Regions from separate parts of the Homo sapiens genome. Here region 2 is linked to region 1. Evidence: read pairs that join two places in POLR2A ChIA-PET (ENCODE). Cell type or tissue: A673. All regions are shown on one strand. Each heading gives the region's core, and the rest is flanking DNA. Links, peaks and the distances in the headings are about the cores only. Region 1 overlaps GALNT7 (polypeptide N-acetylgalactosaminyltransferase 7). Region 2 overlaps GALNT7 (polypeptide N-acetylgalactosaminyltransferase 7).

Region 1 (2,919 bases), core at 174-2,673:
TTTTATCTTCTTAGATGTCTTCCTTATTCATGTTGCTTGATTCTGCCAAAGTTTGCTCCTTGCTGTTCTCTGAATGTTCCTTGTGTTCTCTTCTTTGTACTTTTCCCCATGCTACTTGCTTAGAAGTCCCCCTCCCATCCCTTATCTGTGCTTACTAACATCATACCCATCTTCCTACTTCTGCCGCAAATTCTGCATCTAGCATAACGCTCGCTCTTTCTTTTTTTTTTTTTGAGACGGAGTCTCGCTCTGTCCCCCAGGCTGGAGTGCAGTGGTGCGATCTCGGCTCACTACAATCTCCGCCTCCCAGATTCAAGCAATTCCCCTGCCTCAGCCTCCCGAGTATCTGGGACTACAGGTGTGTACCACCACACCCGGCTAATTTTTTGTATTTTAGTAGAGATGGGGTTTCACCATGTTGGCTAGGATGGTCTCGATCTCTTGACCTCATGATCCGCCCATGTTGGCCTCCCAAAGTGATGGGTTTATAGGCATGAGCGCCTGGCCGACGGTTTTTTAAGCACACCAACTGAATGCCATTCTGCCTTCTTGTATTATGAATTTAAGTATAATTCTAATATCTTCTTATCAAGTTCCTTGAGAGCAACAACTGGTTTACTCCTCTTCTATCCCTCACAGTGCTACGCACAGGACATTTAAGACAAGAGGTAATGAATACCTGTTTAACTCACACTCTGATATAGTTCTCTCTCTCTTTCTTTTGGAAAATGGGGGTAGGAATAGGGGTTGAGGTGGGGGCTGGAGCATGGAAGATAGTATTGCTCCCAGACTGCTTCAACAACAGGGTGGATGCTGCAGGAAGACAGCGCCAAAGTCAGCCTGAGGATACAGTCATTGTGGGGCTCTGCTTCTGTCTTGAATCATGTCCTACAGTGGTAAAGGGTGACTGTGTCAGTGGGTGGTCAATTGTGGCCCTAACGCATGCAGATTCTTCCAAGGGCTTCTATAATAAAAAGCTCCAATATATAGAAAGTTGGGGTGTGGGGGTAGATATTTTCATTTCTAAAGCTTGCTAGCCACAATTTTGAGCTGAGCCCTGTAAATATATGGTAAGTTTGGAGCTTGCATTTTGCCTTATTTTTTCCTCAAAGGCATCCATTTTCATTAAATCATTCTATACAATTTGGAGAAATGCATGATATAATTGTGGGCTTTTTTCCCCCACAAAAAACTAGCTTTATCTGAAAGCCACAGAAGTTAGTAACGACTTGGAGAATTCCATCTGTTGAAATAAAATGTTACCTTGTATGAGATCTCAAAGTTTTCACCACCCCAAATCTGGAGACCTGGATCATAGAGACCCAATTCAAAGAAGAACTCTCGTTCAATGGCAAATAATCCCCCAGCCATGGCTGGGGACCTAAGAAAAAGAAACACTGCAATAACCATTACAGACAAACCCCCAATAACCCTTCACCAATAGGCAAGAAGCCTTGTAGAATACAGCCTGAAAATGCATAGAAGAGACAAAACTGATGGCCAAACATTAAGAAATTATAAAGCCTTTACAAAAAAAGAAAAAAATCTGTTCATAATTCCCTAACGAATTTACCACAATTTCTAACTGAAACTGTAGCTCATTACAAAATAGAGCATTGTTTGAGTTCACCATTAGAGGGCGCCTTGGTACCTCTGTGGATTTAAAAATTAAGCCTTAGTTTTAGTTAAAATAGAATTTTCTCTTTCACTCTTAAAAACACTGAGCCATACAGCCGTGGTCTGCTAACTGCTCCTGCATTGATTTATGAGTCATTCTTGGGTGAACAAAACCATACACCATGGAAGTAGTCTGTCATTTTTTAATTTTATAGCTCAGGGGCTCGCCAAATAACAGTGTAAATCATTGTAGAACAACCACAGTTCATTCAGAGTTTGCAAATGTAGCACAGAAATGACACAGGAGAATTAGATATAGATATTTACTGTGCCAGGAGGTAGGAATGCAAAAGGGTGACCTGTGTATCTGTGGGGCTTCTTGAATGGATCTTAAATTGGACACTTTTTAGGTCCAAGAGAAAAAAGATTTGGTAGCTTCTTAGGGACAAGTCACTCCCACCATTGGGAGAAATTACAGCAGAATTTATCTTGCTCCCTGCTCCCCTCCCCTGAACAATTAATTACTAATCCATCATGATTCTTAAATTTTAGGGTACTCAGTATTATTAGGGTAACTTCATCATCATACATAATATTCAATCTACTCAAATAGGTTCAATGGAACCTATTTCAAGGTTCCATTGATTCTACCTTGAAAAAAAAATCTTTTTTTTTTGAGACATAGTCTCACTCTATGGCCCAGCCTGGAGTACAGTGGCATGATTGCGGCTCACTGCAGTCTTGACCTTCTGGGCTCAAGCAGTCCTCCCACCTCAGCCTCCTGAGTAGCTGGGACTACAAGCGCACACCAACACATCCAGCTACCTTTTTATGTATTTTGTAGAGATGGGGTTTCGCCATGTTGCTCAGACTGGTCTAGAACTCCTGGGCTCAAAAGTTCCACCTGCCTAGGCCTCCCTAAGTGCTAGGATTATAGGCATGAGCCACTGCACCCAGCCTTGAAAATACATCTTGAATCTGCTGACTTATTTCCAACTTCACTGCCACCAGCCTAGACCAGGCCAACACTGCTTGGACTTTCCAATATCTCCCGAGCTTGTGTCCTTTATTGTCTTCTGCCCCCTGCTCAAGGCTAATCACACAGGGGCCAGAGCAGACTCCTCCACATGCGCCTGCATGATACCAGCCTCTCCCGGCTCTCTGGGCTCACCATGGACTCTCTTCCCGTTGAGTCCTTCACGGCTCTGCTCCCACCGGGAACGTGCCAGCCTCCTTTCTGTCTTAAGGCCTTCATTCATGTTATTCACGATCCTGAAATGTTCCTTCTCCTTTTCCACAGAA
Region 2 (2,919 bases), core at 226-2,725, 87 kb after region 1:
TCAAATATCATATAGAATCATAACATAGACATCATTATTAGTTCACTTTAAAGCCAGCTTGTGGGCTTTTTTTTAGACAGAGTCTTGCTCTGTCACCCAGGCTGGAGTGTGTGATCGCAGCTCACTGCAACATCTGCTTTTCAGGCTCAAGCCATCCTCCCACCTCAGCCTCCCAAGTAGCTGGGACTACAGGCCCATGCTGCCATGCCCGGCTGATTTCTTTATTTTTATTTTTTTATTTTTAGAGAGAGAAGGGGTTTCACCATGTTGCCCAGGCTGGTCTCGAACTCCTGGGCTCAAGCAATCTGCCGCCTTGGCCTCCCAAAGTGCTGGGATTACGGGCGTGAACCACTGCACCCGGCCTTTTAAAGCCTGTTTTGAAGGTCTGAGTATTTGTAAAAATGTAGTTCATATTTTCTAGCTCAATCTTAATTACTGGAACAGTTTCAAAATAATTGACAAAAAGAAGAGTGGATTTTATATGGTTCTATTGTCAGAATGCTCCTTGAAAGGATTCCTTGAGCCTGATGAAATTCCACATCCTGAAACTTCTCAAGTCAGGCTAGGTCTTAGGGTCAAAACAACGGGCCCTCCCCCAGCTCACAGCTCTGATCCCCAGTCGGGTTCCCCAGGACTTGGGTGCATTAAAAGGAGAACAGCAGGCCGGGTATGGTGGCTGACACCTGCAATCCCAGCACTTCGAAAGGCCGAGGCAGCGGATCACCTGAGGTCAGGAGTTCAAGACCAGCCTGGGCAACATGGTGAACCCCCGTCTCTACTAAAAATACAAAAAGTAGCCAGGCATGGTGGCACACGCCTGTAATCACTGCTACTTGGAAGGTAGAGGCAGGAGAATCGCTTGAATCCAGGAGACGGATATTGCAGTGAGCCGAGATCACACCACTGCTCTCCAGCCTGGGCGACAGAACAAGACTCCATATCAAAAAAAAAAAAAAAAGAAGAAGAAGAGCAGAGGTTGGTGGTGGGGCCAGTGGGTATTCAGAACCTCTTGGATAGTTGGATTTGTTCTTTCAACTAACTTTCTTTGTGTATCCACCATATTTCTAGCCAACATGGCTGTGGGAATACAAGAGATAAAAGTCATAGCATTTGCTTTCCAGGAGCTTAGATTCTGGTAGGGAAGAAAGAAAGCAGGGGATCATGATAGGATTACAGAAAGGAATGGGTCCACATGTCCAAGCCACAACTTAACTATAAGAACTGGCATTTGGCCATCACCAAGGCAGTCAGTGTATTCCTGAAGCACGACCGTAGGCTAGATGCCAGGATGTGTTGGTACTGCCTCTGCTATTTGAGAGGTTTTGAGTAACATTTTGGAAAATGCTGTCACTACTAGGGCTGGAAAGAGCATTAAAAAAAAAAAAAAATCCAAGTCATAAGTTTGGAAGCAAAAGGAAGACAAGGAAGACAGGTTACTACTTGATTCCATCAAGGCATTCTATAAACTCTCTGCTGCCAAGTGCCAGAAATTTGACTCTACCAGGCTTGAGAAGTTGAATTTGGACTAGTGGTTGAAACAGCTCTATTGAGAACTTATATATACATGCACCAAGCACTTCACTGTTCCCATGGCTCATCTGGATCTGTTAAGTCTCTTTTCTCTTTGAAGATTTCTTAAAATCTGAAGTTTTCTTAGGGCTCTCAGTCCCCTGTAGACTCAATCTAATCATAGAGATCTTGCTCTTTCTCTTGGAACACACTTTCTGTCCCAGCGGGCAGGCTAGTTAGAGATAAGGGGTCTGAAGCTACCATGACCTTACAGAGTGATCTGGGCCAAATTGCAAGTTAATGACTCCTCAAAATAAAGCTTTCTAGTTTATCAAAATCCAGAGGCTGAAATACTTACCACAATGTGGTCTCTTAAGGGTTTTTTTTTTTTTTAAAGAGCTTTGTATTTATTCTGTCTTTTGAACTGAACTTAATTGCTTAAAGGATACAACACTTAAACTTCTTTAAAAACATCAAGATTAAAGAATATACAGTATAATGATCACTTCTCTAGTTAGGTCTTGCAAAAAAATAATAATAACAACACTGGGTTGTGTGTTATTTCCAGAGGCATCTTGATCTTTTTGCAAATCAGAGATTGTTTGAGGTTTGCCTGGAGTCACTGAAAAGCCCTTACATTAACTTTATAAAGTGAAATGTATGTTGGTAAAGTACAGGGGCCAATATTTCAGAAACATACAGTAGAAGAATCTATTTAAGTCTATCTAAAAGCCCTCAGTCTAAAATCAAAGGTGCTATAAAAAAATTATAAGGAATCCTTTGGAGTAACAGGAAAGGATGTTCATTTAATTTAATCAAGGAGAAAGATGAGACTTTTAAAACAAAAGCTGGTAAAAACATAATGGCCAGCAAACAAACAGAACTGAGGTGCTATATGCCTGTCAGTGCTTGAATATTTATCTAAACAGTTGTATTTTTGTGACTTAATCTTTAATTTCATAAGAGTGAATTTTATTAGAATTTTTTGGTTAGTAGACCTTCAAAAATTACCGAGAAATAATCACTATATAGTTATCAAATCGTTTTCAGGATATGTGCAAACAGCCTCCTTTATTTGATTGCAAAGTATAACAAAAATATCAATCCAAGACTCTTACAAAAGAGTGTATGACTACTCATATTATACACCACAGCTCAATTGTATTAAACACTACTGTCTCATTGCCTAACCAGGCAATTGTTCTACAAACATTGACTTAGAAATAACAACTTTTTTTTTCTTGCCAGCTTCCAGACTAGTTCTTCTTTACTCTCTTGAATGGCAATTGCTTAAACCTGATAATCTTCTGAACAAGGTACCTTCTAACAAACTCTCAGGTTTATGGGGAGCAACTCCTCATGGGGTAAACAAAATAGCACAGAGCTGAGGGATCAGGTTTATCAGTTTTA

Evidence for each region. Peaks named below come from ENCODE experiments on the same cell type or tissue, not always from the same donor. Only the 100,000 strongest peaks of a DNase experiment are listed, where the experiment ranks them.
Region 2: POLR2A ChIA-PET joins it to region 1 with 5 read pairs; 2 of 35 experiments call an interaction of 5 or more read pairs at or near these places.

Annotation. Positions count from the first base shown.
Region 1 is chr4:173,300,509-173,303,427 of GRCh38, reverse strand. It overlaps GALNT7 (polypeptide N-acetylgalactosaminyltransferase 7), which reads right to left. Exons shown (of 12, transcript NM_017423.3): 7 at 1,264-1,381. Among named protein-coding and RNA genes, the nearest start is that of HMGB2, 32 kb to the left of the region's middle. In A673, for the core only: a CTCF peak has its summit at 1,625 (motif pointing right); a DNase peak (open chromatin) is centred at 1,707; H3K27ac peaks cover 1,670 bases.
Region 2 is chr4:173,213,272-173,216,190 of GRCh38, reverse strand. All of the region lies in intron 1 of GALNT7 (polypeptide N-acetylgalactosaminyltransferase 7), which reads right to left. Among named protein-coding and RNA genes, the nearest start is that of GALNT7-DT, 45 kb to the right of the region's middle. In A673, for the core only: no CTCF peak of the experiment used is centred there; a DNase peak (open chromatin) is centred at 1,230; H3K27ac peaks cover 1,615 bases.